2 separate regions of the Homo sapiens genome follow, and region 2 is linked to region 1. Evidence: read pairs that join two places in POLR2A ChIA-PET (ENCODE). Cell type or tissue: PC-9. All regions are shown on one strand. Links, peaks and the distances in the headings refer to the core of each region. The heading gives the core; the rest is flanking DNA. Region 1 overlaps MAGI1 (membrane associated guanylate kinase, WW and PDZ domain containing 1). Region 2 overlaps MAGI1 (membrane associated guanylate kinase, WW and PDZ domain containing 1).

Region 1 (15,734 bases), core at 6,613-10,612:
AGGCACAAGCACCATACCAGGCTAGAATGAATACTATTTAAAACACTAGGTTTTCATGAATCCCTGCCTAATCACCTAAATGTTGTGTGATTAGACCCATTTGTTCCCCCCCTTCTTGCCTTCCTACCTCTTTTTAAATGTCTAAGGGATGTTTTCACTGTGTCCCCACGAAACGAATGTCACACAGGTAAAGCAGGCCCTTCTGTGTCTGTCCCATCTATGTGGGTGGCAGACTACAGCACCACCTGACTAGCTTCCTAGTACATAGCAGTTTTAAAAATTTCACCAAAGACAGCATCTAAAGTTTATAAACCTTTATAAGGTCTTCCAAGGGGCAATATACTTGGAAGAGCTAAAAATCACAGCTTTGCTGACCAGCTTTCTACGATATGGTATGGCAAATATCTCTACCAAGGCAGCCTGAGCGATTAGCTCTGGACCCTGAACCGTGTGACCCAGCAGGACCCTCTGCTCTTGTTTTCTTCTGTGTGATTTGGGGCTGATGATAGCTGCCCTGGCTGGAGTAATGCAAAGATTAGCAGTTGTAAATTAGAGAATAGCTAAGAAAGTCTTCTGATTTGCAAACAATCATAGGGTGATAATGAACAAAAGTTTATCAATTTTTAACTTCTTCAAATGTGAAGAATAGGACATCTCTGCAGCATTACTTGGTAGCATTTCTGTGTTTTGATGGTTCATAAAATCTGAACCAGTACTAGATTTTTGTGCTGTACTCTCTCATGTTTCTTTTCTCCAGGAAACTACTTGCCAGTCCTTGTAAAGATTAGCTCTGTTTCCTGTTCTAAATGCTTCTGACCATGACTCTGGCAACTGACCTTAAGAACAAAGGCCAACTGCTATTGAGAAAGAAGGGCTGCCTTTCTGCCAGGTGTAGCCTGTGCGTGTGCAGTGGCCATGAGCCCCAATAAGCCCCATTACCTCTGTTGGAGCTGGCCAACTCCTGTCAAGTAAACAGGGCCGTCAGGGTGTATTGGTTTTCATGTGATTCCTGTGTTTCTGGTAGGTTAGTTGACAGTTTCTAATATGTCACTGGATTAAGAGAAAAGGAAGTCTGGATCCATGGGCGATTTGAGTTCCCCTTCCGTTAGGCGTCTCATGAACTTGAGCATGCCCAGAAACTCCCATGGAGAGGCAAGGTCCTGTTAGTTTGTGCGGCTGGCTGGAGCCAAGAGACCGTTGTAGTTTTGCAGAGAGGGTTAAGACCATCAGCTCCCAACTTCAGTGTCCCAGGCATCAGTATGGAGGGGACACACTGACCTCTTGAAAAAGTGCCATTGACATTGAGGTGTAGCACGTGATGATGTCCTTACTTGTTCATCTGAGATATGTCAGAATGGAGGGGAGGAAAGCCTGGCGTGTTGTCTTAGAATCATTGTTTTCTATAGTCATGCAGCATCTGTGTCACCCGATGACCTTCTCCAGGCAGGGCTGTGAGGAAAGAACACAGCATTGGGCAGCATTGCAGTTTGGGTCAAATTGGATCAGATACCTGAGTTCATCGAGTCTTGCTCTGGTCACACTTTATTGAGTAGGACATTGAGTGTCACCATCTGCCATTCATTTTTAACTTCTGCCATCTGGGAGGGTATGTTACAGGGTTGTGGGAGGCAGGAATGGATAAGCTGTGCATTTGATTGGTATAGAGAAAGTTATGAGTATACAGGGAGGTAAAACCTGCATTCTACTCTTCTGGAGTCTTCTATTCCCTTTTGCTTTTTCTTCTCCCCAACCCGAGGGCGATGCCTGGACACCCTACCTAGACCTTTACTATCCACTATGGTAGCCATTAGCCATATGTGACTATTTAAATCGAAATATAAGTTAGTTAAAATTAAACATAATAAAATACTCCTCCCACCCAGTCCCTCAGTTGCCATAGTCATATTTCAAATGCTCAGTAGACACATGTAGCAATCATATAGGGCAAAGCAGATCTAAAATACATCCATCATCAAGAAAATTCTGCTGGTCAGTGCTGGACACAGTAAGCTCTGGAAGAGTCCTGTGTTGGTCTAACACCATGTCCTCAGGCCAGAGCCAGGGGTGCCTGGCATGCGAGAAGCTTCCAGTGACTAGCTGTTGCGTAAGTGAGGGAAAGAATGAGTGAGTGGATACACATGAATGAAGGGCTTCATTTCACATTTGCTTGAATTGGCATGGTGCTTTTCCCCACCAGAGCCAATGTATCTATGGGGGTTAATGGGCTATCCGGTGTTGGTTCTTACAAATCTACATGTGCTATCTCCTACTTTCTGATTTTATTTAATTATGTTTTCTTTTCTTTTCCTTTCTTTTCTCTTTTTTTCCTTTCTCTCTCTCTGTTTCTCCCTTCCCCTCCCCTCTCTCCTCCCCATCTCCCGTCTCCTCCAAGGTCTTACTCTGTTGCCCAGGCAGGGATGCAGTGGTCTCATCATTGCTCACTGCAGCCTATAACTCTGGGGCTTAAGTGATCCCCCCTGCCTCAGTCTCTGAGTAGTTAGGATTACTGGTGCAAGCCACTATGCTGGGCCATTTTATTTTATTTTATTTTTAAAGTTACTTTATTTTATTTGTAGAGATGGGGGTCTTAGCTTGCCCAGGCTGGTCTCAGACTCCTGGCCTCAATCAATTCTCCTGCCTTGTCTCCCAAAGTGTTGGGATTACAGGTGTGAGCCATCGCACCAAGCCCTTTCCTCCCATTTCTTTGGTACTGTTTATCTCTTTCTGCGGATCTCAAAGCAAACATTTCACAGGCCTTTTTTTCTCTTGTGGACTCACAAGGCTTCCTGCTTATAATGGCATCTTTTAATGAGCACATCCTGTCTGCTGGTTAGGGTGCTAAGTGCTTCAGGCTGTAAACTCACCCCCGCCCCCCACGGATTTGGGCAGGTTTTTATCAGCCCAGAGTTTAAATAATAATTTTTATGCTTCAGGTGTGGCACACCCTCTGCAGCTGCAGCCAGCACCATCCATCCCCTCTTGCATAATACCCAGCAGATGTTGTACGTAGTTATTTATATTACCTTCCTTGTCCCTGTAGACGTTTGACTTTGCAGCCCTTGATTAGGGGATGCTGTTTACGTTTCCAAGGTGTCATACTTCTCCCTTTGGTTGTGGACTTCTGTGGACTTCTCCCTTTGGTTGTGGTTGTAGGTATTCCCCTTTCAGTAGTGTGACCATCTGTCATGGCTTTGCACCCTGGGAGGTTTGCAGGAACTGCGAGTCATGGTGCTACCAGATGAGCCAGGCCACAGCAGCTCATTTAGGTGACAGAGACTAGCTGTGTTTTTAGGTTTGTGCCTCATTTGCAGAACCCTCTCGTGGGACATTTTATTCAAATTCTTCCAAACAAAACTTCCTTGAGTAGTATTTGTAAGAACAGCATTGAGCTTTTCCATGAACATATTGCAAAGTTATCCATTTTTCAGAAAAGGTGGCTGTTTATTTTAATCACATGGAAATGGTGGTTGTGAAGACGCTGGCATGGGAATTTCTGAGCTTTTGAGGAGAACTCAGGATTTTCATGGAGAGATGGAGGCACATTATTGCCTCATGCACCTATTCTTTCAAAGTTGTATGTACAAAGCACTGTCACATTTACTGGGACAGCAAAATCCTTGAGTGAAAAGGAGAAAGTGTATTGCATGTACTCATGTCTCCTTGTTTCTTTCTGCTACTTCTTTGTTGTGTTTTGTCTTAAATTTGAAACAGGGTCTCACTTTGTTGCCCAGACTCTTCTGAAACGCCTGGCCTCAAGGGATCCTCCCATCTCAGCCTCCTGAGTAGCCGATGCTTTTTTTTTTTTTTTTAAACCTTTAAATAAAAGATTAGAATTTTTACACAGCTAACCTGTTTTTGTCAGGGCAACTTTTTTTTTTGAGACAGAGTCTCGCTCTGTTGCCCAGGCTGGAGTGCAATGGCATGATCTTGGCTCACTGCAACCTCCACCTCCCTGGTTCAAGTGATTCTCCTGCTTCAGCCTGCTGAGTAGCTGGGGCTACAGGTGTGCACCACAACACCCGGCTAATTTTTTTTGTATTTTTAGTGGGGATGAAGTTTCACCATGTTGGCCAGGCTAGTCTCCAACTCCCAACCTCAGGTGATCCACCAGCCTTGGCCTCCCAAAGTGCTGGGATTATAGATGTGAGCCACCACACCTGGCCTGTCGGGGCACTTCTTGATTGAGATAACCACTTTCTCCCTGGAAGGCTTCCATATTGAGTATCAGCAGCAAAATGCATCAAACAGAGAGAAGCATTTTGAAATCATTTAATAAAATATGGTCTTGTGAGGATAGAGACTGCTTTTGTTTCCTTGCATTCAGCTGCCCTTTTTTGGATACGTCTCAGGTTTTACTTACTGATCCAGAAATTCATTGCTTGTCTCCCTAATATTAAGTTAATGGGGAGGTTAGTGTGGGCAGAACTGAGAAATGAATACGTTTTGATACATTCCAACTTCCCAGCAGCTGGTAAAAGCATGGTATGCATTTTAGACTTTTGATATTGAAACATTTGAGGGATGGAACTCGTGTTAAAAATTTCGTCAGCACAAAGTATGCATAGGTGAATGAATTAAGATCTTATCTTTGCCCTACTAGGAATTTACCTATCAATGCATTAAACATGTACTTATAGAACTATTTATATCACACAAGCAAGGTGATGTTTATGGTTTCAGTTGAGCTGTTTACCACATCATGTTGGGTTGGGCTATCATTAATCTGAAGACTTATTTTTAAATCTTGAGTTATGAATTAACAAAGATGCTGCTGATGTGTCCCAGAGTAGAAACCACAATTAATTTTTTTTTTTTTCTTGAGACGGAGTCTCGCTCTGTCGCCCTGGCTGGAGTGCAGTGGCACAAATCTCGGCTCAATGCACTTGGTTCCCGGAGGGAACCTCCACCTCCTGGGTTCAAGCGATTTCCCTGCCTCAGCCTCCCGAGTAGTTGGGACTACAGGCACGTGCCACCATGCCCGGCTAATTTTTTTTTTTTTTTTTTTTGTATTTTTAGTAGATACGGGGTTTCACCGTGTTAGCCAGGATGGTCTCGATCTCCTGACCTCATGATCTGCCCACCTCGGCTTCCGAAAGTGCTGGGATTACAGGTGTGAGCCATGGCGCCCAGCCAAAACCACAAATATTTTCTGATACTTTGCCGATTGCTTAAAATTTGTTGTTGGCCAGGTGCAGTGGCTCACGCCTGTAATCCAAGTACTTTGGGAGGCCTAGGCGGGCAGATCACCTGAGGTCGGGAGTTCGAGACCAGCCTGACCAATGTGGAGAAACCCTGTCTCTACTAAAAATACAAAATTAGCCAGGCGTGGTGGTGCATGGCTGCAATCCCAGCTACTTGGGAGGTTGAGGCAGGACAATCACTTGAACCCGGGAGGCAGAGGTTGCGGTGAGCTGAGATCATGCAGTTGTGCTCCAGCCTGGGCAATAAGAGTGAAACTCTGTCTCAAAAAAAAAAAAAAAAAATTGGTGTCAAGTGTGTCTTCAAACATTTTTATGGTAATGGAGGTGTGTGTATATACGCACGTCTGTCTAGTGTTTACCTACTGGGTAGAGTTTTACATGTTGTTCCACCATCTGAAACACAACGTGAGAGCAATAGTAACAAGCAAGATATGTTTGCTCACTACCCTCCTCTTCCTTTCTGGGGAGGCTCAAAACTGATGCTGGCCAGGTGCAGAGAGCCCATCCTAGACAGCAATGCTACTTCCATCGCCAGCTACCTTGTTACCTTGTGGAAGACACCAGCAGGATAACCTTGGCAAGGATTTCTTCCTTATGATAGGGCCACCAAGGAGGACAGATATAGGTAGTGATGATGCATGAACTTGCTTGGTATTTAGGCTGTTTACAGCCCTACCAGATATCTTCCTGGTTTGACAAGTTTGCCTTGGGCCCACAATTCCTTGAGCCTTCCCACTTCCAGCTCAATGTATTCGCTTTTATTCCTACTTAAAAACCTTCCCCATATGATTCAACTTTTGGCCTTTATCCACATTCCTCTCAAATTCTTCCCCCGTTCTTGCCTCTTTCGCAGATCAAAACTATGCAATATCTTCCTCCTTATGATGCATATGTTCTAAAACTTCTTTGATTAAACTTTTTTATATTACTGAACATAAACATTCGACTTCTGCCTGTATATTTTTGAAAATATTTCCAAACATATGTGGCCATCTTGTATGTGTATGTACATGTTAGCCTAACACATTTTTTTTTTGAGACAGAGACTTGCTCTGTTGCCCAGGCTGGAGTGCAGTGGCACCATCTCGGCTCACTGCAGCCTCTACCTCCTGGGTTCAAGCGATTCTCCTACCTCAGCCTCCTGAGTAGCTGGGATGACAGGTGTATGCCACCACGCCTGGCTAATTTTTGTATTTTTAGTAGAGATGAGGTTTTGCCATTTTAGCTGGGCTGGTCTGAAACTCCTGACCTCAAGTGATCCGCCCACCTCGGCCTCCCAAAGTGCTAGGATTAGAGGCGTGAGCCACCGCGCCTGGCAACCTAACAGATTTTTTTTTATTTAGTTTGCAAGCTTACACTCCATCACCAGTGCCCATCAAAATCCAAATAAGGCAACAATGTAATACTCATAAGTCATTGTGTGGGAGAAAATAAGGTAATCAAGAGATCTGCAAGATAATAGTCACTTTTGTACAGTTCTTGTTAATATGCAGAGCACTTTTATGTATATGATCTTCTTTGATAGCGTCAACAATCCTGATGTGGATATTAGTTTTATCCCTGGCTGAGAGATTTAATTACTCATTTAGTCAAACTCCAGGCATAGTTCTAGGTACCAGGCATACAGCAGTGAACAAAGCTAAGTCCCTGCCTTCTAATGAGGCATTTTTTTTTTCTCCAGATGAAGTCTCGCTCTTGTCCCCCAGCTGAAGTGCAGTGGCGTGATCTCGGCTCACTGCAACTTCTGCCTCCCCGGTTGAAGCAATTCTCCTGCTTCAGCCTCCTGAGTAGCTAGGATTACAGGCACCTGCCACCCTGCCTGGCTAATTTTTGTATTTTAAGTAGAGACAGGGTTTCACCATGTTGGCCAGGCTGGTCTCGAACTCCTGACCTCAGGTGATCCGCCCGCCTCGGCCTCCCAAAGTGCTGGAATTACAGGTGTGAGCCACCACGCCGTGCTTGAGGCATATTTTTAAAATAAAGGTAGCCTGACTGGGGCCTAGAGCAAGGTTAATGACTGTTCTCAGCCGTGGAGAAAGTAAGGGAGGGAGTGAACGTTGCATCCTGGTTGTTTCTGTGTCGGTGGCTTTTCTTCTAAAGCACTGCTTATTGGTCTTTTTCTCCAGTGTGCCCCTGTAAAAACAGAGGACAAAAAGCCCAACATTACTTTGACAGCTTGAGTTCTATTCTAAAAGTTCATCCAGAGTTTATATCGTATTCTATTATATATCTTTGTTTTAATGGAAAACTCTTTTAGATGATGTAATGTTCCTCCCTTGTATCTTTACATTCCAGGAAGAGGTGTCTTGCTTATCTTGACACTTCAAGGATATCTTTGCATTAGGATGACTAGCCATCCTGGTTTACCCTGGATTGAGAGTGTTCCTGGGATGCAAGACTTTCAGTTTTAAAACCCAGAAAGCGCCGGGCAAACTGGGATTAAGTTTGCATATGGTTTCCAGGTTTTTCCATACTAAAAGTGGTCAAGACTTAGGCAAATTGTGACAGTTGGTCATTCTAGTTTGTATACTGCAAAAGAAGGGGACTGCATTTACCATAATTTACAGCATGACACAAACACATGGGTTCAAACTCTTAGTATGTTCTGTAACATACATTTAAATTAGCACTATTTTTTTATATATATAAAGAAATAGGGTATTCAAACAAGTTTGGCTGGTAATGTTTTATTTCACTTCTAATATCAGTGATTTAGAAAAAAATATAGGGTATGACCCTAGATCATAATAGTATATAAATGATATAGTACATAATTGATAAATTAATTTCAGATACATATTCTTGCTTTGAACCAAATTAGTAAAGTGACTAATTTATCTGCATTTCAGAGAAATTGTGCAGTTTAAAGTTGAATCTAGAGAGGGAGAGCTGGTTTCTTTGGGGTTAAATTTCTGTAGATTCCCAAACACTGACATCAAATCTTTAGTGGAACCTGGAAAAAGGAAGGAGAAAGTATTTTAGCTCAGTTAATGTTCTTCCTTCGTTAGATGTGATGAAAAATACACAGTCTAACCATTGTGTAGAAGAAATACTTGTTTCTTAACAGCAGCAACAAAATGTCATTTATTAAGCACTTACAGACATCTTACCAGGCTTTATTCTTTATTTCATTTAGTTGTTACAACCAGCTTATGAAGTAGTTTATCAGTCAGTATTAGACATCTAACAATAACAGACCAGCAACCCTCAAATCCCAGTGAGATATATATATGTGTATATATGTATATTTGATGATATATATGTATATTTGATGATATATATATATGTATATTTGATGATATATATATATATATATGAAAGTTTACTTTTAGCTTAGGATACTTGTGCAGCAAATAGGTCAATGGTAGGGAGATGGACTGTGCTCATCACTGTCATTCAGACTGACAAAGAGGCTACCCAACATTGCTGGTGTTTGTGCAGAAGGGAAAAGAATGGTCTGGGTCAGGTGCAGTGACTCATGCTTGTAATCCTAGCACTTTGGGAGACTGAGGCGGGTGGATCACCTGAGGTCAGGAGTTCAAAACTAGCCTGGCCAACATGGCGAAACCCCGTCTCTACTAAAAATACAAAAACTTAGTCAGGCGTGGTGGCACATGCCTGTAATCCCAGCTACTCGGGAGGCTGAGGCAGGAGAGTCACTTGAACCCTGGGGATGGAGATTCCAGTGAGCCGAGATTGCGCCACTTCACTCCAGCTTGGGCAAAAAGAGCAAAACTCCATCTCAAAAAAAAAAAAAAAAAAAAAAAAAAAAAAAAAAAAAAAGAATGCTCTGAATAGTCTTGAGCTGCCAGTTAAGTGTTTGGAGTGCAAGTGATTTGCTTCATTTTGCATACAACTCACTGGCTAGAACCAATCACATGGCCCCACTCACTCACAAATCAGTAAGCCAGGAAGTGTCCACAGCAGCAGAGAGCTGGAAACATTTGGTGATCTGCTGTGGTGTGTACTATGGCAGGAAGTCTTCTCCACTTGAAGATGGGGGACCTGAGGCTAAGAGAGTTTAAATAACGATCAAGAACATTCAGCTTGCAGGTGACTGGGCTCAAACTCAGGCCTATCTGGGTCTAGGACCCAGGTGTTTAACTGCTAAGCTATAGGTTTTTCATCTCTTAATTAATTGTAAAATCAGTTTCTTCCCTTCAGTGAAAACTCTCAGCTTAGAAAGAAAATAAAAAAAAAAAAAAGAATACAACTTATGTTGGGTAACTTAAGAGAGCAGTTGTTTTCTTTGTGCAAACTGTGCCTCAAGTTATTTTCAGTGTATTTTAATTAAAGATTGCCTGTCAGCTCTTTGGAAGTGTCCCATTATTGCAAGTTGAACAATAATAGGTCCATGGGGCCAGGAGTAAGTGTACTTCAGTGCTGAAGTAGATTCTCAGGCCATCAGATATCGATGTCAGCTTCTTATTAAGCCTGCTCAGAACCAGCGTAGGATACGAAACATTCTAAGTTGCTTCGCTTTGCTTCACTTAGCTCGCCACTTTAATTCTTCCATATGTTTCTCATTTGGTTTTCTTTTATATGAAGTTTCATTTAGGATAACATGCAGTTCCCCATGTTCACCATTCTTCCAGTAAACCAAACAGAGACACGTGGTCTGACAAAGTGGAATGCTTCTGACTTCTTCTTTTTAATTCTGGCAATAAATTGGGGAAATGAATTTCCTGTCCTTTGGGTAACTCTTATTCTCTGGTTGTCTCCTTTGTTCTTCTATCGGGGAAGGGTATTGATCACTTCTGAGCTATCCAAGATCAACCAAAATGTTGAAGTCTCACTGTGTTGCCCAAACTGGACTCAAACTCCTGGACTCAAGGTATACCCCAACCCCAGTCTCTCAAGTTGCCGGGACTACAGGTGTGAGCCACCATGCTTGGTTCCAAAACTACATTTAAATCCCAGCTCTGCTATTTCTGTGACGTGAGACAAATTCCTTAGTTAGGCTGAGCTTCAGTGTCCTCACTTGTAAAATAGTGAAGAGCGTAGTACCCAGTGGAATTTCATCATCAAAAGCACATTTAACTTATACAAAATCATCTCTGCATCCTTAGCATAAAAGAATAAATAAACGATTGAGAGGATGAATGAATGATAGTTGAATGATGTGTTGGTTGTTCCCCATGATGTGTAAGCTCAAGAGTACTCTCGGGATTTTAAATTCATGTATTTTGATATTTATCATACACATTGATAAATATATTTAAGAAAATGCACTAGAGATGAGACTATCTCCATATGGATAAAAATAAAATTTGTTTAATATGTTAGTTAGAATTATATGAATATGAAATTAAAGATTTCTTCCGTGGATCACTTTGACAACAAGAATGCTGTCCAGATCTTAATTTTATGGCCTGTGTGGACTTAGATTTTAGAGGAAAAAAAACCACCAGGTGGTGCCGGCCAGAAAAGAAATAGAAACCTAGCTAGGGTATTTCCATCCAGGATACCCTTAACAATTTGGGAATTCTAAAGCATTGAGCCATCTGCCTCAGATTTTATGTTATTAAGTACATTGAAATTCTTGAGCTTTAAATCCTCATGTAGAAGACTCTGTCTCTGATTTGTGATTTGTCATGCTACATTCTTTTAGCTGATAGGATTTTTGTATTTATAAGAAAGAAAATTGCCTCTAGTGATCAGCTGTTGCTTTTTGCACAGTCATTTCATTATGTTGGCAGTGTTTTCATAAGTACCGAACTTCAGGGTAGTAAAAATTTGGTTTAGGAAATAATTGTCCTAAAATTGGTATAAACAAATGTGCTTAGGGTTTTTTTTTTTTTTTTTTTTGTAAGACATTGCTATTCTTTGTAATCTGAAAGGACAAGTCAATGTTTCTTTCCTTTGTTTGGGGGAGTAGGACCCCAGAGGATGAAAGCACCAGATAATTATATTTGTCAACCCATCCATCCTTTCAAATATGTATTTAATGCTTCCTCACAGAGGCAATGTGGTATAATGGCTAAGACCATAGGCCCTGGAATTAGACTGCCTGGATCTGAGTTCTAGCTGTACCATTTCCTACCTGCCTTGGGTAAGTTACTTTACCTCTCAGACCTTCAGTTAATGCCATCTGTGGTGGCAATAATAACAGAACCTGCTTCAGAACTGTTACAAGGCGAAAGCACATATTTTTACAGAGTGTGTGCTCAAAACATATTGGTGATCATGACTGCTGGTACTTTGAGGCAGTTGCTACTCAGACTTACTATAAGGACCTTTGTGGGGCCCTATTATGACTCTGGTGGCAGAGCATCATTTAACTATAACACTCTGGAAGATCTAGATCATGACCCCTGTTTTACAAATGAAGTGTGGTTAGAGTAGCTAAGTAACTTACTAAGGTCACTCAAAGGCCAAACCTGCATCCATTGTCTCAACTTTGCCCTTGATTTGCAATTTTGCAGAGTTTGGGGTGAAGTTTCCCTTTCCAGCTGCTATTCACTTGAGACCGCACTACATAAGGGCTTGCATCCTAGAATAAGACTAGTTTTCAGGCAGACTCTAGCCAACTTTAGGAGTCATTTTCATAGATTCTAGTGATGATCTTGAAAATAATACTTTCACATAGCCACTGCCTTCTGTTGGAGGGGCTGGTGGCTGCTGGATTTATAGCTGCCTGGTCCCTGTTCCTTTGCTCTGTGTATGTCTACCCACGCACAAAGTCAGTTTCGATGGCTTCTGACCTTGGCAAATGAAGTGTTGTTGCCAAGTAACAAGTGGCATTGTTACTACTGGTTTGAGGCTTTTATTCCCAAATTTTATAAAAGAAAGATTTAAGCTTTTTTAGCCCGGCTGTCTACCTGCTTTTCATCTTTGAACCAGAAAAGGACAAAAGAATCTGATAGGCTTTGCAGGTTAACTTGTCTGGCGGATCACAAGGCCAGCAAACTATTGGCTGGCATCCTGAATGATACTGGAAGCAAAACAGCAAAACTTACCTTTCGTAAAAGACTGTGAAACTTCTAAAATTCAGGTTGTCATTTGGAACCAGAGAAGGTCGAGACAGGTGTGGCTGGAACAGATGGGGAGGAAGAGCTAAGAGCTGCCACATGGGAGTGAACTTAACACATCAAGTTCTTCAGTCTGGCAGTGCAAAGGCATAGCAAAGACATGAAATTGGTGCAGTTGTGAGTGATGTGGTAGAAATATGTTGAGGTGTTTGGACCCGGCTGGAAACTAAAATTGGTTAATTTAAGATCTGATGCATTGGATGATGAAAAATGTAGCAATAGGTGGCATTTTTTGAGTGCCTACTCTGTTCCAGACACTGTGCCAAAGCTAAACGAGAATTATCTCATGCATTCCAGTGTGGTAGATATTATTATTATGCTCATTTTTGGATAAAGATGGTGAAACTTAGTGAGATTAGTTGACATGTATAGTAAGTGATGGTCAGATAGCAAGTTCAGCGTTACTCCAGGGGCCCATCATGTTAACCACGACACTCTATGTGCCCAAGGATTGCTTTCTTTTCTTTTCTTTTTTCTTCTCTTCTCTTCTCTTTTTTTTTTTGAGATGGAGTCTCCCTCTGTTGCCCAGGCTGGAAATGCAGTGGCACAATCTCAGCTCACTGCAACCGCCGCCTCCTGGGTTCAAGTGATTCTCCTGCCTCACCTTCCTGAATAGCTGGGACTACAGGCGTGCACCACCACACCCAGCTAAGTTTTGTATTTTTAATAGAGACGGGGTTTCACCATATTGGCCAGGCTTGTCTCGAACTCCTGACCTTTTGATGCTCCCACCTCGGCCTCCCAAAGTGCTGGGATTACAGTGTGAGCAACCGTGCCCCGCCTATGCCCAAGGATTTCAATGGGCAGAGGAAATACTCAGATGAAGGAAAGGGTTGAGCAAATTAATGCATGGCCACAAAGAGTGCTGATGTCTTCCTAAACTTTAAGAGTGGAGTTAGGGATCCCTGGGGTGTCCTTTAGTGGGTGATTGGTAGGTAATAGTCTGTATCATTTTTCGTAATTTAATTCTATGTGTTTAGATTGGATCCAATCTGCACTGGAAAATGCTCTAAAATAAGCCCTAGGTCTTGCATGAATTGGGTTTTCAGTTTCTTTTTAAGCTGCACTTTGAGAACTGCTTCTCTGGACCCCTGTTCCTGAAGTATGCCATTTAGGATTCTGGTTCAGTAAGATCTCAGTTGATCATGATGTGTGTGGAGGGTGTGTTTTGAAGTTAAGTGGAGTTCTTTGGCAAGATCAGAGCTTTCAATATGTTAAAACTTCAGGGCTCTCTGAGAAGAGGACATAGCTTGTAGTGTTCTCGAGACATTTAAAATTGTTTTACTTGGATTTATTTTATGCCAAATTTATTCTTGTGCCATACGTTTTTGTTTCTTCAGTTTCTTCTGGGATATCCTTTTCTTCTGAGTAACTTTCTGTTCTGCTTTAGGAACAATTTGTACCTTTTCAGTCAAGATCATCTAGATGTGGCAGGGAGAGCTCGTGTATCAGTTAATCTGACCGTGTGAGCTCTGCAAGTCCTGTAGCACATCTTAGGTGCTTTGTTCACCCGGATCTGCTCAATGACCAGAGAATCTATATCCAAACTCTTAAGTTCAGCATGACTCTCTGCATTTTTACACATGTGCAGCAAAAATTTAGCACTCTTTTTGGGCCACCGACCCAGTGTCCAGCCCCACTGTTTGGCCCAGACACACCTACCAACTCCACTGTTGTAGCTTTGGAATGGCACACATTGCTTCTGTCAAGTGACATCTTTTAGATACTTGGTGGCTTTCATATCTGCATACCCTCGATGGCCTGGGTGGTTCCACAGGTGTTCTTGCAGTGAAAATGAAAATTTTAACCTGTCAATTTGCATGCTTTTTGTGGGGGTTTCTGGGTCAAGAGAATGGTGAACCATTTTCACCTCAGGCCATTTAGGGGAAGAGCCCCAAACATTTTTGACCATAAAACTCTCTTCTCTCAGAGCTTTGCTGAGACTGGAGTTGAAACTGGACTAAAAGTTTAAACCTTGCTTTCTTTTAGTTCCATTCTGTTTTGGTTGCTTTGATGTCAAAACAAAACAAAACAGTCCATACTGTTTAAGTCATGGTGATGACTTATTTCCCTATACCAGGAACCTGATGAGGAGAGCGAAATGAAGAAGGGGTCCTCTAGAATCTGGGGGTCTTTGGAAATGAGTGAGTTAACTGGTGGGTAAATAAGTCTTAATCTTGGCTGTGGAAGTCTGTAGCTGGGAAGGTACATTAGTTATCTAGTGCTATGTAACAAACTGACGTTTATTTACTTTACTCCACAAGTTTTTAGCTTAAAACAACAAACATTGAGCATTTCCTTGTTTCTATGGGTCAGTAACTGAACACAGCTTAACTTGGGATCCTGAGCTTCAGGTTTCTTATGAAGATACAGTCAGACTGTCAGTTGGGCTGCAGTCTCATCTGAAAACTTGCCTGGGATGGTGGGGGAATCTCCTCCCAGGATCATTCTCCTGGTTGACAGTCCTTGCTCCCTTATTCCGTGGACCTCTTGACAGGGCTGCCACATAATATGGCATGTGGATCCTTCTAGGAAAAAGGATCCAGGAGATAATGAGAGATCACCTAAGACAGAAGACAATCTTTTTATAACATTATCTTAGAAGTGACATCCATCACTTTTGATCAATTCTTTTTATTAGAATTGAGTCAATAAGCCAGTACTACATTTATGGAGAGAAAAGTATTCAGGGTTATGAATACCAGGAGGTGGGGATCATTGAAGACCATTGTAGGAGCTACATATTATGGATGTGTAAGAAGGGACAGAGATTTTTTGGTAGGGGAGACATTTTTCAGTTTTCATTTTATTTATGGTGAGGAGACAGGGAAAAGTGTAAGAGAAAAGCCACTGTCTCCCATTGGAAGGATCATATTCCACAGTCTAAGAGTAAGTAGAGAAGATTAACATACATGTCAGACTGAATAAAGAGCAGTAGGTCACCATGACTTCACCTTCCAGGAGAAGCGCCCTGTTGGCTCTGAAGCTTGCTAGAAAAAAGAAAGGAAGGAACAAATTATAGAGAAGCATTTTACTATGGTCCAAATATTTGTTTCAGCCAGATTAAATTTTATGTTAGAAGTACACATTTATGGCTGGGCGCAGTGGCTCATGCTTGTAATCCAAGCACTTTGGGAGGCCGAGGTGGGTGGATCACCTGAGGTCGGTAGTTCAAGACCAGCCTGACCAACATGGAGAAACCCTGTCTCTACTAAAAATACAAAATTAGCCCAGCGTGGTGGCACATGCCTATAATCCCAGCTACTCGGGAAGGCTGAGGCAGCAGAGTCGCTTGAACCTGGGAGGCGGAGGTTGTGGTGAGTCGAGATTGCGCCATTGCACTCCAGCCTGGGCAACAAGAGCGAAACTCCGTGTCAAAAAAAAAAAAAAAGTACACATTTATAAAATTTCAGGGGATATGGAACATTGAAAAAGAAAGAGAAAACAGGTGTGAATTCCTTTACTTGATTAAATAATCTTTTACACCTCCTCCCTAACTGGA
Region 2 (15,734 bases), core at 10,527-14,526, 160 kb before region 1:
TTTGAGGCCCAGCTGGTGACAGCTTTCCAATTCAAGTTATGAAGAGCTGGGGAGAGAGCATATTTTGACAGCTGATCATAATTCTTGGAATATTTTGTCCCAGGGCCCTGGTCTGCCGGGTCTTAGAACTGGGTGCAAAGTCACATCTTGAAATTGATGTTCACGTGAATTTGAGTTCTTAGTACAGGAATAGAATCTATTCTCTGCCCTGAAGTGATTTGATTGTGAAATGTGTAGCTTTACCAACAAGAACGAATGAAGTTTATGTATACCATTTAGGGAGGTTTTAAATTTGGCAGGAAAGTTCCTAATAATACAACTTGTTTGGACTTTTCTATAGATAAATTGGGACCCTAACCTTTACCCCAGGAGTGGACAGTGTCAGAACATGATTAACCTCTAAGACCGGTAGTCATCTGTTTTTCAGTGCCAGCATTACATGGTAGAATTTTGTTTTTTGTTTTTTGCAAACCAGTGTAGCCCTTCTTGCTTTCCTGCCTGCATAATGGATTGTTCTGCATTGCATAATTCATGTCGGGCACCAGGTTTGCTGCACTAGGATGAGGAAAGGGATTCAGGTAATTCAGATGAGAAATTTAGTCAGTGCAGTTTTTTTTCTATCAAGGAGCCAAGAAAGGTCCTCTATTAAATTAAAACTATAAAATTGTCAGCAAAAGTCCAATGCAGGGTTAAAATCTTACTTGGTTTGGACTTGTACTGTGTGTCTTTTCTCTCCTTCTCTAGTCCCCTTTCCCCCTCCATTTCCATATCAGAATGGAACATTCCAATAGACTGTCTAGGAATTCAAATTTTAGATAGGATATTCTATATGTAATCCAGAACTTCTGATGTGAGATGCAACTTAGGAGAGTTTTCAAGTTTAGACTACTGTATGCCCCGATCCACTTCCTTCATTGTGGTCACTGCTTTTGGAGCACCCAGAAGTCCCCTAGCTTGGCGTGAAGTTTGACTTCTTTCTGCTACTATAAAATGCTCAAGGATAATGTGGCACAAAAAGCTTATATTTCATGGTGTTTCAGGCTGGGCGATCCCAGGTTAAATTTCTGTGCTTTCGTCTTTGTTAAAGAGTTTAGCCATGTCACAGTGCAAATGCACAGTTAAGTTCCTCCACAGTGTATATGAAACCTGTTTTATTTCAGTTAGGATTAGCAGAGCACTCTAGCTGACCCTAAGTGAACTCTAGGTACATATGTGATAAATGCATATTGCTATATGCCACTGAGGTTTCGTGATTGTTAATTATATGGCATTATAATGGCAATAGGTAACAGAGACAATGAGATTCCATGTTCGAATGGCTGACACGTGTCCAAAAGCTATGGGTTAATTTGGGACTTTGAATCTTGAGTTTAGGCAAAGATGGAAAAAAATCCCCAGTAATTGTTCATTCCAGTGTAAGGACAGCAGATGAGACTGTTGTTTCGGATACCTACATCCAAGGAAATGTCCTGGCTTCTGCCTATTTGAATCTATGAGCCACATTTATTAACCCTATAAATTTATTTTTCTTTTAAAATTAAAAAGAGAAAACTTTTGAAGACACAAAGTGTTATCTCAATATTGATATATTATACATGTGTCATTATTTATAAGAGAAAAATCGGGAAAATAGGATGCCCAGCAAAGGAAAAATTCATGTAGCTGTTGCCTAGGTATGTCTCTTCAACTCCGTGGGAAAATACTGCCATAGGGAAGAAAGGCCCTGGCTTTCTTAAGCAATGTGAATTTGTTTCTGCGACATTTTAGCTAAAAATGTAAGCTCAAGATATTCTGTGTGAAATAAATTATCCCAAAGAAAGATAATTGTGAGAAGAAGCCATTAATGGGAATAAGACAGCTGGTTGTAAGGATTGGAGGCTTTTTTTTGGTGGAAGGAGCTTATCCATGGGGTTTAATACAACATGGTGAGTCACCCTGTTGCCTGAATTCCAGAGGGGAAAGAGACATTCGGGAAAAGGCTGCGGGGGAAATTTGCAGTCCTGTGCACCTGTTACCAGGCACTTATATTCACCTGATGGCTGCTAACAGATTGCAGGCACAGCTTCTTGAAGAAAATCATCAACTTTGAACACAGTACCCCACACATTGGATTTGGGTGAATGGAAAGTATATCAGAATTACCTGGGAGAGTTTTCAAGTTATAGTCACCGGGGCGTGGCTTTATTAGTGATTCTGACTCATGTCTCCCTGCTCAGCACAGTCCTGATACTCCACCTCCAAAGAGTGGTCCACAGAACAGCCACTTACATAGAATCAGGCAGGGTGTTTGTTAAATATGGGGATTACTAGACCCCATCCCAGACCTACGGGATCAGAATCCTGGGGGTGTGGACTCTGTGAATCCAGTGTTTAAAGGTGCTCTGGCTGAATGTGGCAAGTCCAGCGTGTGATGCTCCAGGCTCTAAAATATTGGCCTTTCTTCCAGTTATCTAACAAGTGATGGTAACAGACCCCACTGTACACTCGAATGAACACTGATTGTGGGAGGCAGTCAAGAATAGAAAGACAAATTGAGTTATTTGAGCTGCAAGTTCTTCTAGGGGGCAAATGCTAGGTGTGTGCATATGTGTTTGTGGAAGTTCATTTTCTTGCTTCAGGGTTTTAGTAATTTAGAGGGACCTTTTCCTCTGTACCATGCTTGCCCTTTTAAGGCAGAAAGGGAACTCCGGTGGAAAGACAGCATTGACTAATAGAACTTTCTGTGATGATGGAATATTCTTTATCTACACTGTGCAATATTTTATTCCCTAGCCACATGTGGCAATTGTGTACCTGTAATGTGGCTGAGGAACTGAATTTTACATTGTACTGACACACAGTTTAAATCTATCTGCTTGTGGCTAGTGTCTACCGTATTGAATGGCACAGAAGACAGTGCCTCCACAAATAGTGAGGACAGTTACAGATCTTTGGTGTCACATCCAGCTGCTCCAAGACACGGTTGGAGTGATACGTTGGGTTGATGCTTCTTAACTTTGAAAGCTTGGGGTAGATCATGTTTTAGTGTCCTTTGGCCTTTTTCTTTTTAATCGGTACATTTACCGATGACAGTTTTCTTAAGCTCAGCATATGGTAGTGCGCTCATTGTCCCAGGTGAAGTAGGTTAGGGGTGATGTTTTCTCCTGTTGACTGCTCTGTCTCCAGCACCTGTAATGAGTGAATATAATGGATGACTGAAAAGTGATTTCAACTTGAGTATTTTATGCAGGGTGGGAGACTCTGTGTTACCCCGAGGTTGTATAGTTAAACTGTTGTATCACTTGATGCTTTTGGTTATAATTAATTTAAAAAATGCAACTCAAATGGCTTAGGTAGCAAAGGAGATGAACTGATGCATATAACTTAGAATTTCAGAAGGATGGAGCTTCAGGTATGGCTCAATCAGCGTATGGGTCCAATTTCTCTGTAATTTGCTTCAGAGCTGCCGATAGTCTGTATTGACTACCTGTGAAGATACAACCTACATATCTGTAATGGACAGCCTTGATTCTCTCAGAGCTGCTGTTTTCACCCTCCTCCTGTCTTGAGCCTCAAAATGGCTCTTCTTTTTGAGATAGAGTCTCGCTCTGTCACCGAGGCTGGAGTGTAATGATGTGATTTTGGCTCATTGCAACCTCCAGGTTCAAGCGATTCTCCTACCTCTGCTTCCCAAGTAGCTGGGATTGTAGGCGTGCACCACCATGCCCTGCTAATTTTTGTATTTTTAATAGAGATGGAGTTTCACCATGTTGGCTAGGCTGGTCTCAAACTGAGCTCAAGTGATCCGTCTGCCTCAGCCTCGCAAAGTGCTGGAATTATAGGCGTGAGCCACTGCGCCCGGCCAAGATGGCTCTTATTTGCAGATGGATAACAGGGGCAAACGGGTGATATGCCTTGTTACTCACAGCCAGGGAGAGAGAGACCCAGAGGAACGTCATGTACTGTGTGCTGAATGCCTTAGTTCTGCAATCCCTAATCATTGATGCTTATGCAAATTGGTGCCCACTTGCAGTAACGGGTGGGGTCAGTCCTTATCTGGGCCTTTTGACTGTTGCACTGGGAGCAAAACATGGTTCCCTAAGGAAGAGGGAGGTGCTGTTGAGAAGAGAGAAGCCATGGAATAGATGCCAGGTCAAGTAACCAACTGATCCCCACTTCTGACAGCTACCTCCAATGGGATGGTGGATTTAGAGAAAGGTCAAATTGGACAGGTGCCATGGGAAATTTAATTGCAATTGAGTATGGATGAGGTAAGAGTGGACTCCTTGGATATGAGTTTTAACTTGACCCGATGAGTTAAAAAATACAGCTCCCATTTATTGATCATTTGTTACCTGAGCTCTTGTCAAACTCTCCACAGACACTATCTTATTATTATTATTTTTGCAACAACTTTGCAAGTAGATAAAATTTAACCCATTTTAGTGATGAAGAAACCAAGTCTTAGAGAGGTGAAGTAATTTGCTTTAACTTAACAGCTAGTAAACTGCAATTCTAATCTGGTTCTAATTGCAGAGCCTGTGCTGTTAAATAGTATTCAAGATCAGTGGTTTTCAACTGAGGTAATGTTGCCTTTCCAGGGAACATTTGGCAATGTCTGAAGACAGTTTTGATTGTTACATCTGGGAAGTGCCACTGGTATATAGAGGGGTAGGGGTCGGGGTACTGTAAACATCCTTTAATGCACCAGAGAGCCCACTGCCAACAAAGATTTATCTGGCCCAAATGCCAATAGCAGCAAGATTGGGAAACCCTGCCTTCTAGTTCTCACAGAATTCCCCATAGATTCACTCACCATCTCCTGAGCTCACTTTATTTTCTTCTTAGCTCTCATCACCATCTGAAGTTAGCCTGCCTATTATCTGTTCCACTGGAGTGTAATCACTTGAGAGCAGGAATCTGATCCATAATCCATGTATTCTACTCTCCTTATGGCCAGGCAGTACCTGGCAGCTGAGCAGCATAAACATTTGTGGAATGAATGAGTGAATGAATGAACCAATCAAGATGGCATCCTTCTTGGTGTGGGTAGGTACCTTCCAATTGGATATGGCTCAGGGAAGATACGAGAATTTACCGGAAGCCTTGAACAGTTCTGGGGAACAATGGAGACACACTGTGGCTTCCCAAAGGGAAGAGCGAGAGGTGATCAGACAGCCAGTTCTCATTCTTGCAAAACTTGACAAGCAATGACTTGAAAGAGGAGGATGGGAGGTAAGTAATGAGACCAACCCATGCTGTGCTGAGTGAGGTGAGAGTCAGAGCTCAGGTGGCTGATTAAGACCCCGAGCACTCAGAATGCAGAAGGCTGCAAAGAGGGTCACCAGCCCATCAGCGGCCACCAAAGGCTGTACCAAGTCCACCTGGAACCTAGCCACAAGGGATGGTGATCATGATCCATGTGAGGCAAGATAGTTTACTGGTTACAGTGGTCACTGGCCTATTTTCAATTCCTTCACCGGCCCTTACCGGCTGTGTGACCTTGATCACTTGCTTAACCTCTCTGTGCCTCAGTTTCTGCATCTATTAAAAAAAAAATGCCTGGCTCTTTGTGCCTGGCTGGAGGCCACTTAGCCTAGAATTTTGGAATCCCAGGGTTTAACTCCTGGCACTGAATACCCTTGTTGGAAGGTAGAGAATGGGATGTCACCTCTGGGGTACTAGAGTATGGCCAAATGCTGTTAACCAGGCAGTCAGTCTTTGGAAGAAAATACTCTGCTTTTACATCCCCTGGTGGTAGCAGAAAGTTACACGTGTGAAAATATGCAGGGGCTGCTCCTGTGTGTGTTGGGGTGAGGGTGTAGTGGAGGTTAAAGGTATTTTGTTCCAGCCAGGCTTGTAAAAGAAAACAACATTAAATGGGCATGTGCAGACACCCCCCCCCCCCACCAAAGTGTCCTTCCTTATCTTTGTCTCCTGGTTGTGTGTTCATGAAGCACAACCACCAAAAATTGTGGACCGCATCTCTGACCAAGATCAAAGGAGGAAAAATAAATGAGTCCAAGACAAAGCAATTTACAGATATTAATTCCCAAAGAAGAGTAAAGATGTTTGCTTTTTCTCTCAGCTTGTTGGTTCTCAGCATTCTCATTGTTTAACTATTCTAATGGTTTCTGCCTCCTTCTTTGTGTTTTCCTAAGAGTCCTTTCTTTTCAAAGTTGGGATGACTTCCAGCTCTCACCTGCCCAATCTGTCCTGTCACCTGGCTGTTGGGCTTCATGTATGAAAGTGAAAACCGAGGAGAGTAGACCTATACGGATGATAACAATAGTGGAGCTTGATTTAGTGCCTCTCTACTCAGGCTTTGCACTGAGGGCCACACGTGCACCATCCTTCATCCTTAGCACGTGCTGTGAAGTGTGTGTACCATCCTCTCCAGTTTAGCGGTCAGAACCCTGAGCCTTGGAAGTTGTTACTTGTCTGAGATTAGGTGACAGCAGATTAGGTGACAGCGGTGGGTTTCCTCTAGCTTGGTGTTCGTCAGGAGGCTGCATTGTTGCCTGGTGACAGGTGGCAGGATCCCCTTCAGGGTGTGATGTACCATTGTGTGAATTAAGGGTAGGTGACCCCCTGGAGTTTGATCTGAAGAAAGCTGAGGCCAGGCACCCTTCCTTGCACCCTCCGTTGGGAGGGAGACGTTGGTGCCTTGGCGATGGTTTCACTGCGAGCCTGGCTCATTGCAGCGCGGAGCTTCCCGGTTTTTCCATCTGCAGCCGCGCCCTGCGCGTGTTGAGACACAAGTGCTTGCGTCTTCCCGCACTGACTAACTCCTACTTTCTCCTTGGGGTTCCCGGCAGTGCAACTTGGCACTTCATGAACGTAGCAAGGTTCTATGAGACTTAAACAAAATTGTGGTAAAATATACGTAACATAACATAAAATTAACCATTTTAATTATACAATTAAGTGGCATTAAGTATATTCAGGTTATTATGCAGTTATTACCACCATCCATCTCCAGAACTTTTTCATCTTCTCCTACTGTGCCTATTACCAACTCCCCATTCCCCTTTCCCCTGGCCCCTGGTGACCTCTAAATTTCTTTCTCTGTGAATTTGACTACTCCAGATACCTCATAAAAGTGAAATCGTACAGTGTTTACCCTTTTGCGACTGGCTTATCTCAATTAGTGTAATGTCCTCAAGATTCATCCACGCTGCAGCGTGTCAGAATTTCCTTCCTTCTAAAGTCTGAATAATATTCCATTGTGTATGTACCCCATTTTGCTCACCCTTCATCTGTTGATGGAGATTGGGTTGTTTCCACCTTGTCCTATTTGACTTTTATCTTCCCACTCCCCTTGGAAGCAGGTGGAGTCAGATTTTCTTGATGTCCTGACCTCCTCCATTCTGCTTTTCTTTCTTGCTCAGTTTTGCCTGACTTTCCCTGGGTCTCTCCGGAGCACCACTTACCCAAAGTCTCCAGCTCCGGTGCTGGGGCACATATTGCCAGAGTAGAGCCTTGCCAGCAACGTGTCCTCGTCGCTTCTTTGCAAAGGGTGTGTGTATTGGTCAGCTGTTCTTCGGTCCCGCCATCAGCTTTGACCCAGTCGACCCTTCCACCTTTCTGGCTTGGAGGCTGTATGCTCAGTAATTATGTGCACAGGATTTGAATTTCATGTAGTCCGGGTTCAAATCTGGTCCTGCTGCTTCCTTGCTATGTGGCCTTGGGTACATGTTTTTACTTCTGTGAAGTAGCAGTAATAAGAGCACATATCTTATATGATTGCTACAGGGATTCAATGAAATGATGCAGTCAACTCTCGGCATGGAACACAGAGCAAAGGCAACACTGAATGACTGATAGTTATTACCATATTAATTTTGTCAGTTTTCCTCCTTTGAATCTGATCACTTGATTCTAGGCTTGTGGAGGCGCTGAATAGACTTCGTAATTGACTCAAAACACTTCTGTTTTAACACTCTGGGTTTTTATCTTCTTTCCTGGCACCACTACCTCCTTTGAGATTTTATAGAGCTGAATTTGTTGGACCAAATTATATGGAGCATATTTGATAGAAACACATTCTAAGTATACTGTCTTTATGTCCTCATGTTATTTCCTTTCGATTTCTTGAAGTCTCAATTTAGTCACCACTCTGTAGGAAGCTACAAATGATGATAGAGCAATTAAGTGATCCCTGAGTCTTTAGTGTTCTAGAATGATTGATGTACAGATAGAAAGAGAGAAAATGCGTATAGACATTTTCCAATAAACTTTATGTCAGGGTAGTTTCCTGGTTTGGTCAATTTTTCTTTCTGTTGATTATTCCAGTGTAGATGGGATAAAAATTAAGCTACTAGACATTTATTGCTTATAAACTTTTTGGCATATTTAAAAAATATCATCTAATTGTTATTTTAAGGCAGTAGCTATAGAATATCTAGCATATATGTACCCCTTACTCTATGCCATCCTTTGCTGGAAGTGCTTTTTATCAACTCATTTACTTCTCAATCAGCTCTATGAAATGTGTTATAATCATTCCCATTTTTGAGAGTAGGAAATTGAGGCACAGAGGAGTTAAGATTTTTTTTTTTCACTGCTGTTAATGGTAGGCAAAGTTGGGAAACAAACCAGGTTCTTAGGTTCAGGCTGGGAGGGGGTTGGCTGCGTCCACAGTTATCAATGAGGAAATGGATGCCTGCAGGACGTAAGGTGCTTTACTGGGCTCAGCAGAGCCAGGGCTTTATATCCAGGTCTTTTATATATCCAAAGCTTATTTTTATTTACCATAGCTGTCTTAATTTATCAATTAGTACGTGTGTATTATGTCTTTGTATTTCTATTTTTATTTTTTAGATTTTTTTTTTTTTTTTTTGTAGAGACAGGGTCTCACTGTATTGCCTAGGCTGGTCTTGAACTCCTGGGCTCAAGCAATCCTCCTGCCTCAGCCTCCCAAGGTGCTGGGATTACAGGCATGAGCCACCCTGTCTGGTCTGGGAGAGGGTGCTGGGTGAGGGGATGGTGGTGGGGCAGGATTAAACAGTGCTGCAGGCATTCCCAGAAGGAAAAGATCATGTAGCGATGATTTGTTGTCAGTTAGGGTTAGAACTGGCCTTAAGGGGAAGGTAGTATTTGTCTGTAGGATATTTATAGAGATGGGGTGGAATGTTATTCTAAGTGGAGGCAACAGTGGGAGCAAAGGCCTGGAGGCAGGAAAATTCCAAGTGTACCATGGACCCAGAGTGTCTTAAGTTAACATTTAAGAAAATGACGGAATGAGATAGCATGTGTCCTTTACCAGCCTGGCAGAATTTCACAAGTGTTTATTAACTCTTGGTCTTGAAATGATTTGATAAGGCCTCTTTGGAGAGTATTGAGAAGAACCTATTAAAAATGGTAACATTTTGACCTAGCCTTTCTACCACTAGAAACCTATTCTTTGGAAATACTCAAACTCATAAAAGATATATGTGGGGCTGTGTTCTCTATATAGCATTGCTTGTAAAGACAAAAATTTCAAGTTGGCTTATATGTGTTGTGGGTGGTTGAAAAATTATATGGTATCTCCCTACAGTGGCTTATTCTGTAGTCAGTTAAAAAAGTGAGGTGGATCTCTGTCCTGACATGTAAACAGATGATGATATATTAAATAAAAAAGTAAGAGACAGCATCTATAGGATGATCCCATTGTTATATCACAGCTACTGCTGACCTGGTTGGGTATGCTTGTGTGTGCCTTAAAAATAAAAAAAGATCTGGAACAACAAGGATATGTTCCCTGTGGCTACCTCTGAGAAGGGTGACCATATGTCTCGGTTTGTTTGGGAAATATCTGGTTTACACCTGTTGTTCTGGTATAATTATTAATAGTACCCTCTTTCAGTGTTTGGTGAACTGCTTTGGATGGTGAATTATGTGTTTACCCTACCTTCCTCTGAGGATTGGAATTGGGGCAAGAGAAATGGGAAATGGGCTGTGACATAGGTGACTCGTTGGTGTAGTTTACAGCAAGCAGGTATTATTTTTATGAGGGAAATTGAGGAAGATGGCCCTGATACATTATGTAGTGGTTCACTGCGGAGCCACCATTGCATGGTCTTTATCAGGGGAGAAGTTACCTTTTTTCTTTTCGTCAGGTGTATGAGTATCTCCGTTTTACTTAAATAAGTCTTCAGTCAAATCATTGACGATGTTTTCATTGTCTGAGAAAAGTGGGTAGCATTGGCCCTAACATGCTTTTTCAAATACCTAGTGGGGATGTTTGCATTTCTTTCTTTCTTTTTTTTTTTTTTTTGAGACAGAGTCTCACTCTGTTGCCCTGGCTGGAGTGCAGTGGTGCGATCTCAGCTCACTGCAAGCCTCACGTCCTGGGTTCAAGCCATTCTCCTGCTTCAGTCTCCCGAGTAGCTGGGACTACAGGTGCCCGCCACCACGACCAGCTAATTTTTTGTATTTTTAGTAGAGACGGAGTTTCACTGTGTTAGCCAGGATGGTCTCGGTCTCCTGATCTCGTGATCCGCCCACCTTGGCCTCCCAAAGTGCTGGGATTACAGGCTTGAGCCACCGAGTCTGGCCTCTATCTTTTTCTTTAATTTGGTTCCAAGGTAGTTGGATTGAAGTTCTTTTTTTTTTTTCTTTTTTTTTTTTTATTTGAGACAGAGTTTCACTGTATTGCCCAGGCTGGAGTACAGTGGTGCAATCTTTGCTCACTGCAACCTCTGCCACCTGGGTACAAGTGATTCTCCTGCCTCAGCCTCCTAAGTAGCTGGGATTACAGGCATGTGCCACCATGCCTGGCTAATTTTGTATTTTTAGTAGAGATGGGGTTTCTCCATGTTGGTCAGGCTGGTCTCAAACTCCTGACCTCAGGTAATCCACCCGCCTCGGCCTCCCAAAGTGCTGGGATTGCAGGCGTGAGCCGCTGTGCCCAGCCAGAATTGAAGTTCTTCTTTGGGAAAACAGCACACCTTTTTAAAAAATTTAAAACTGTGACCCTCCCCACCCCTGGGTTCCTCAAACATAAATTTAGACACAATAGGAGTTAAAATGATTAAATGAGCTACATGCAAACTATTGACCTAGAGTGGGCTTCAGAGTTGGCTAGGTTCCTCTTTTCTTTGCTTCCCAGTAAAACCCTAGAGGAAATGGGGATGGGTGGGAAAGAGCTGCAGTTAAAAAATAGCAGTGATTCAGATTTACCGGACATTACAGGGGCACTTCTGATGTGCCAGGCACTGTGCTAGATGATTTCACATCTGTCCCCTTATTTATTCTTTTTTTTTTTTTTTTGAGATGGAGTCTCACCCTATTGCCCAGGCTGGAGTGCAGTAGCACGATCTTGGCTTACTGCAGCCTCTGCTTCCCAGGTTCAAGTTGTTCTCCTGCCTCAGCCTCCCAAGTAGCTGGGATTACAGATGTGTACCACCATACCCAGCTAATTTTTGTATTTTTAGTAGAGATGGGGTTTCGCCATGTTGGCCAGGCTGGTCTCAAACTCCTGGTCTCAAGTGATCCACTCGCCTCAGGCTCCCAAATGGTTGTCTGTTTTTATCTCTCATCCATTTCTACCTCTGCTTTTCTGAAATTAGCTAGTTATTACTGAGTCTTAATATTTTTTTTTTGTTTCAAGGTAAGACTGGTGATATGGAACTTTTAATACTACCTCTTCTCATATTTATATTTATAGGAAAAACTTGGAATGAATGTTTACTGCATAAAGTATAGTTTGTATTATTCATGTTGAGTGGATCATGGTGTAATTCCTTTTTATTTGCCCTCTGCTAAAAAAATAATTTCTAAGATGTTACTTGATAACTTGTCCAAGAAAAGTTTACTTAAAAGTTTGACAGATTAAAGCCTGTATGCATCTGGAAGTTTGGTGTTTTGGGTTAACTGAGCATAGAATGTTTCAGTGGCTGTCATTCTTTTGAATTTGAAGGATGTAACTTTGAAATACCATTTTGTTGCCCATCCTAACTAAAACAAGCAAAAGCAAATCGATATAGACAAGGTTGTGTGATGTAGGGGGAGTTACAGCTAAGGAAAAAGGAAGTATTGGACATCTGTTGGGTATCCTATTGCCCTTTAAAAAAGTTAACTCATTTTTTTCGCTAGAATTGCATTTTACTTGACCTTGAAAAAAGGACAATCCAAATAACTTAATACTATTACCTGGCCATACTTCACTATCTCTCATTCCAGTTTTTTTTTTTTTTTTTGGTTCAGCATATTGTCTGGCTTCCTGGAAAGCAAACTCAGAGATGATTACCATATAGGACATTGGTTAGGGAATGCTTTTGGAATCAATTCCTGTTGAAGGAATTGGGCTGGAGGAGAAGTTAGGCTGTGAAGTCGTCTCAACCAAGGCCCAGCCGACCTGCAGGAAGCTCTGACATTGAGATGGTTCTTCAGTATTGTCCTGGGTTGGGATGATAGGGCAAGGCTTGTATACCCTCAAGTCAACAAGGATTGGAGGCGGCTGTTCTGGGAAGGCTATGTGACCTCAGGGAAGGTGACTCTCTGCAGCCAACACAAGTCTTGGAGGGGGATCCTGGAGGCGGGTGGCATAGTACAGCATAGTGTTCACTGCATGTGGGCATATGACATAGGGGTGTATGTTTGTGTGTGTGTAATTGGCTTAATAAGCACCACCTTCTTCAGTAACATGACCAAGAACACACATCTGGGAAGTGGGTGTGCTTGGATTTGAGCTCATGTTTGACTAGCTTTCAAACCTATCTTTTCGTCGCTCTAGGACTGTTGCAACGTTTGTTGTCGAGAAAAGAATACTTGGGCCGTTCCCTTTCATTTTCCCTTTGGCGCATTTATGTGTGCTGCCATGTGGGGACACCCTTGAAGTTAGCTGAATTGGCTTCCTCTGGTATCTCCAACCTTTTGTCACAGAGAGTTGAAAGGAAAGGTAAATTCTTTTGTCCTAAATGAATCATCAGCTGGAAGAAAAGTCTGAACTCTAGCCCTCTATTATATTCCCCAGCCAGGGATGACTTTGGGCAAATTGGTGTCCCTCCAGTTCCCTGGGAAGGCACTTGACTCAACAGGCCTCTTTCCATTTAAATACCACAGGTAACACTTGGCTTCCTCTGAGAAAGCTTTCAAGTCCTGCCCCTTTGCTTACAGCTGGCTGGCATTCTGTGTACCCACTACGGCACTAGGATGAGACCGGCCATAAAATATTTGCTCTATGCTTTTATCACTGCCTGGAAATCCTGAGGGCAAAGGTGCTTTGTAAACACCAAGTTGGTAGTGAGTGGTGTGCAGAAAATTTGGAAATAAACACAGTTCAGTTCATGTAGGGGTTATGGGACTTCTCCAAATACCACAAACTGGAAATTCTGAAAAGAAAGTTAGATTTTATCAAAATTTGGGTGTTTGGGATTTTCAAAGAGCTGTCCTACTAATGACATCAGAGCCCCATATAGCCAGAGAAAGCTTCGTTTCATTATAATGGTGTAAGTGAGGAACGCCTAGAAGTGTGCTTGTTTTCAGCCTCTTATCATCTGCCGGCCTGCACCCTGGTCAGAGGATCAGATTCTTTCAAGAGGCAGTTTCTTTCATTCAGCCTTTTACTTGAGTGAAGCAGGCTTGTTGGGCATCAGTGAATATCATGCTAAGAGTTCCGTAGTTCAAGGAGACCTAGAATAAGGGGGAAAGCACTTTGTGAATTGCCCAAGTTATTGCCTAGGGATATGCATATTGGGAGCCCTGAGGAGTGGCCAAGGCACCACAGAACAGAGACTCACACTCAGTACCTGAGCAGGCTCCTTACTTTCTGTATACTTTTTGTTGTAAAATGGAGTTAATAGCAGCACCCATTTCATAGTGTTATTGTGATGACTTACTAATACATGTGATGCTTAGCATTGCTTAATGTTGTGGCTAAGCATTTTCTATATGTTAGTCGTTATTGTTTTTAAAAATAAACAATGATTCTTTTTTTTTTTTTTTTTTTTTTTTTTTGAGACAGAGAGTATCACTTTGTCACCCAGGCTGGAGTACACTGGGACAATCTCAGCTCTCTGCAACTTCCACCTCCCGGGTTCAAGCGATTCTCCTACCTCAGCCTGCTGAGTAACTGGGATTACAGGCACCCACCAGCATACCCATCTCATTTTTGTATTTTTAGTAGAGACAGGGTTTCACCATGTTAACCAGGCTGGTCTGGAACTCCTGACCTCAAGCAATCCACCTGCCTCACCTATCTCGGCCTCCCAAAGTGCTGGGATTATGGATGTGAGCCACTGCACCCAGCCAACAATGATTCTTTTAGGTTGAAGAGTTAATGTGCTCATGAGGGCAGGTTGAGAACCACAGTGCTGTGTAAAGATATACATTTTTTATTGAACACCTACTATGTGTTAAGTTTCATGCTTAGAGCTTTGTAGACACTACTGTTTAATTCTCTCAGTAACATTATTATGTAGGTATCGTTAGGCATTCTTAGGAACCTTGGAAAGTTTACCTTGTGTAGGTAGTCAGGGGTAGAACCAGGTCTTGAATTCAGATATTCCTTACTTTTTTTATTTTGAGGCAGAGTTTTACTCTTGTCGCCCAGGCTGGAGTGCAGTGGCATGGTCTTGGCTCACTGCAACCTCGGTCTCTGGGGTTCAAGTGATTCTCCTGCCTCAGCCTCCCGGGTAGCTGGGATTACAAGCACCGGCCACCACGCCCGGCTAATTTTTGTATTTTTAGTGGAGACGGGGTTTCTCTGTATTGGCCAGGCTTATCTCGAGCTCTTGACCTCAGGTGATCCGCCTGCCTCCCAAAGTGCTGGGATTATAGGCGTGAGCCACCGCACCTGGCCGGATATTCTTTATTTTTAAGAATCTGAAGTACTATGCATCACTCCCTCCAATGTCCTGGGGCAGCCACCAGGCATATTCATCTTTGTGTGTGTTTTTCTTTTGCTTTAGCACTGGGGCACTTCTTGCTTATTTCTTTGGTAGGAAAGGGGCTCAGTTTGTCTTGTGGGGTTGGTGGCAGGCAGGCCGGCTTACGCCTGATACGGCCCTGGGTTAGAAGGGAAGGGAAGATAAACTTTTATACAAATGGGGATAGCTGGGGTCTGAGACCTGCTTCCTCAGTAAAATTCCTGGGATCTGCCTATACCTTCTTTTCTCTAACCTGGCATACCCTGCTTAAAGCCTCTCAGGGCTTCTCTCTGTTCTTAGGATCAAAGTATTTAGAGCTACAAGAGCCCTCATGGTCTGGCCCCTGCCCCCCGGCCAGCTTCATTGTACATGTGGTGTTCTCTTGTCGTTCCTGTAATGTGGTATGCCATGGGGTCTTTGCACAAGCCTTTCCTCTTTGGCTGGACACTGTTCCCTGCCCCCCCATACTCTTCCTACTTAATATGTAGTCATCCTGCAGATTTCAATTCTAACATCATTTTCTCCAGGGATCCTGGCCTGACAGAATCTCATCTTGTTTAATGCTCTCATAAGACCACTTGTTTCCCTTTTGCAGCACTTGCCACTCAGTTGTATCTTTATGTGCGTTTGTGGTTGTATGGGTTGTGTCTGTTCCCCAGAATGCCCAGCTCTGAGCTGCGTGAGGGTCAAGGGCATTGCTGTGCCTGCCAGGTATAGTGCCTACATGTGGTGGGTGCTCATGTTTTAGAGACTAAATGGAGGAGGAGATGAGGAAAAGATTGAAATCTCTCGGTTCACCAGATGGTGTAGGGCCCAGCATTGTAAATTCACACGTTGACTGTGCTTGTGAATTATCTGGGGATGCAGGTCCTGATTCAGTAGGCCCAGGTTGGGCATCTC

Evidence for each region. ChIA-PET counts read pairs that join two places held together with the same protein. Peaks named below come from ENCODE experiments on the same cell type or tissue, not always from the same donor. Only the 100,000 strongest peaks of a DNase experiment are listed, where the experiment ranks them.
Region 2: POLR2A ChIA-PET joins it to region 1 with 6 read pairs; 2 of 35 experiments call an interaction of 5 or more read pairs at or near these places.

Annotation. Positions count from the first base shown.
Region 1 is chr3:65,842,252-65,857,985 of GRCh38, reverse strand. All of the region lies in intron 1 of MAGI1 (membrane associated guanylate kinase, WW and PDZ domain containing 1), which reads left to right. It also overlaps the pseudogene RPL17P17. Among named protein-coding and RNA genes, the nearest start is that of MAGI1-AS1, 44 kb to the left of the region's middle. In PC-9, for the core only: no CTCF peak of the experiment used is centred there; no DNase peak of the experiment used is centred there.
Region 2 is chr3:66,008,267-66,024,000 of GRCh38, reverse strand. All of the region lies in intron 1 of MAGI1 (membrane associated guanylate kinase, WW and PDZ domain containing 1), which reads left to right. It overlaps LOC124900543 (a long non-coding RNA gene), which reads left to right. Exons shown (of 2, transcript XR_007095951.1): 1 at 1-15,734. Among named protein-coding and RNA genes, the nearest start is that of MAGI1, 23 kb to the left of the region's middle. RefSeq lists a silencer at 12,813-13,107 and enhancers at 12,628-13,220, 14,135-14,635. In PC-9, for the core only: no CTCF peak of the experiment used is centred there; a DNase peak (open chromatin) is centred at 12,980; H3K27ac peaks cover 1,345 bases.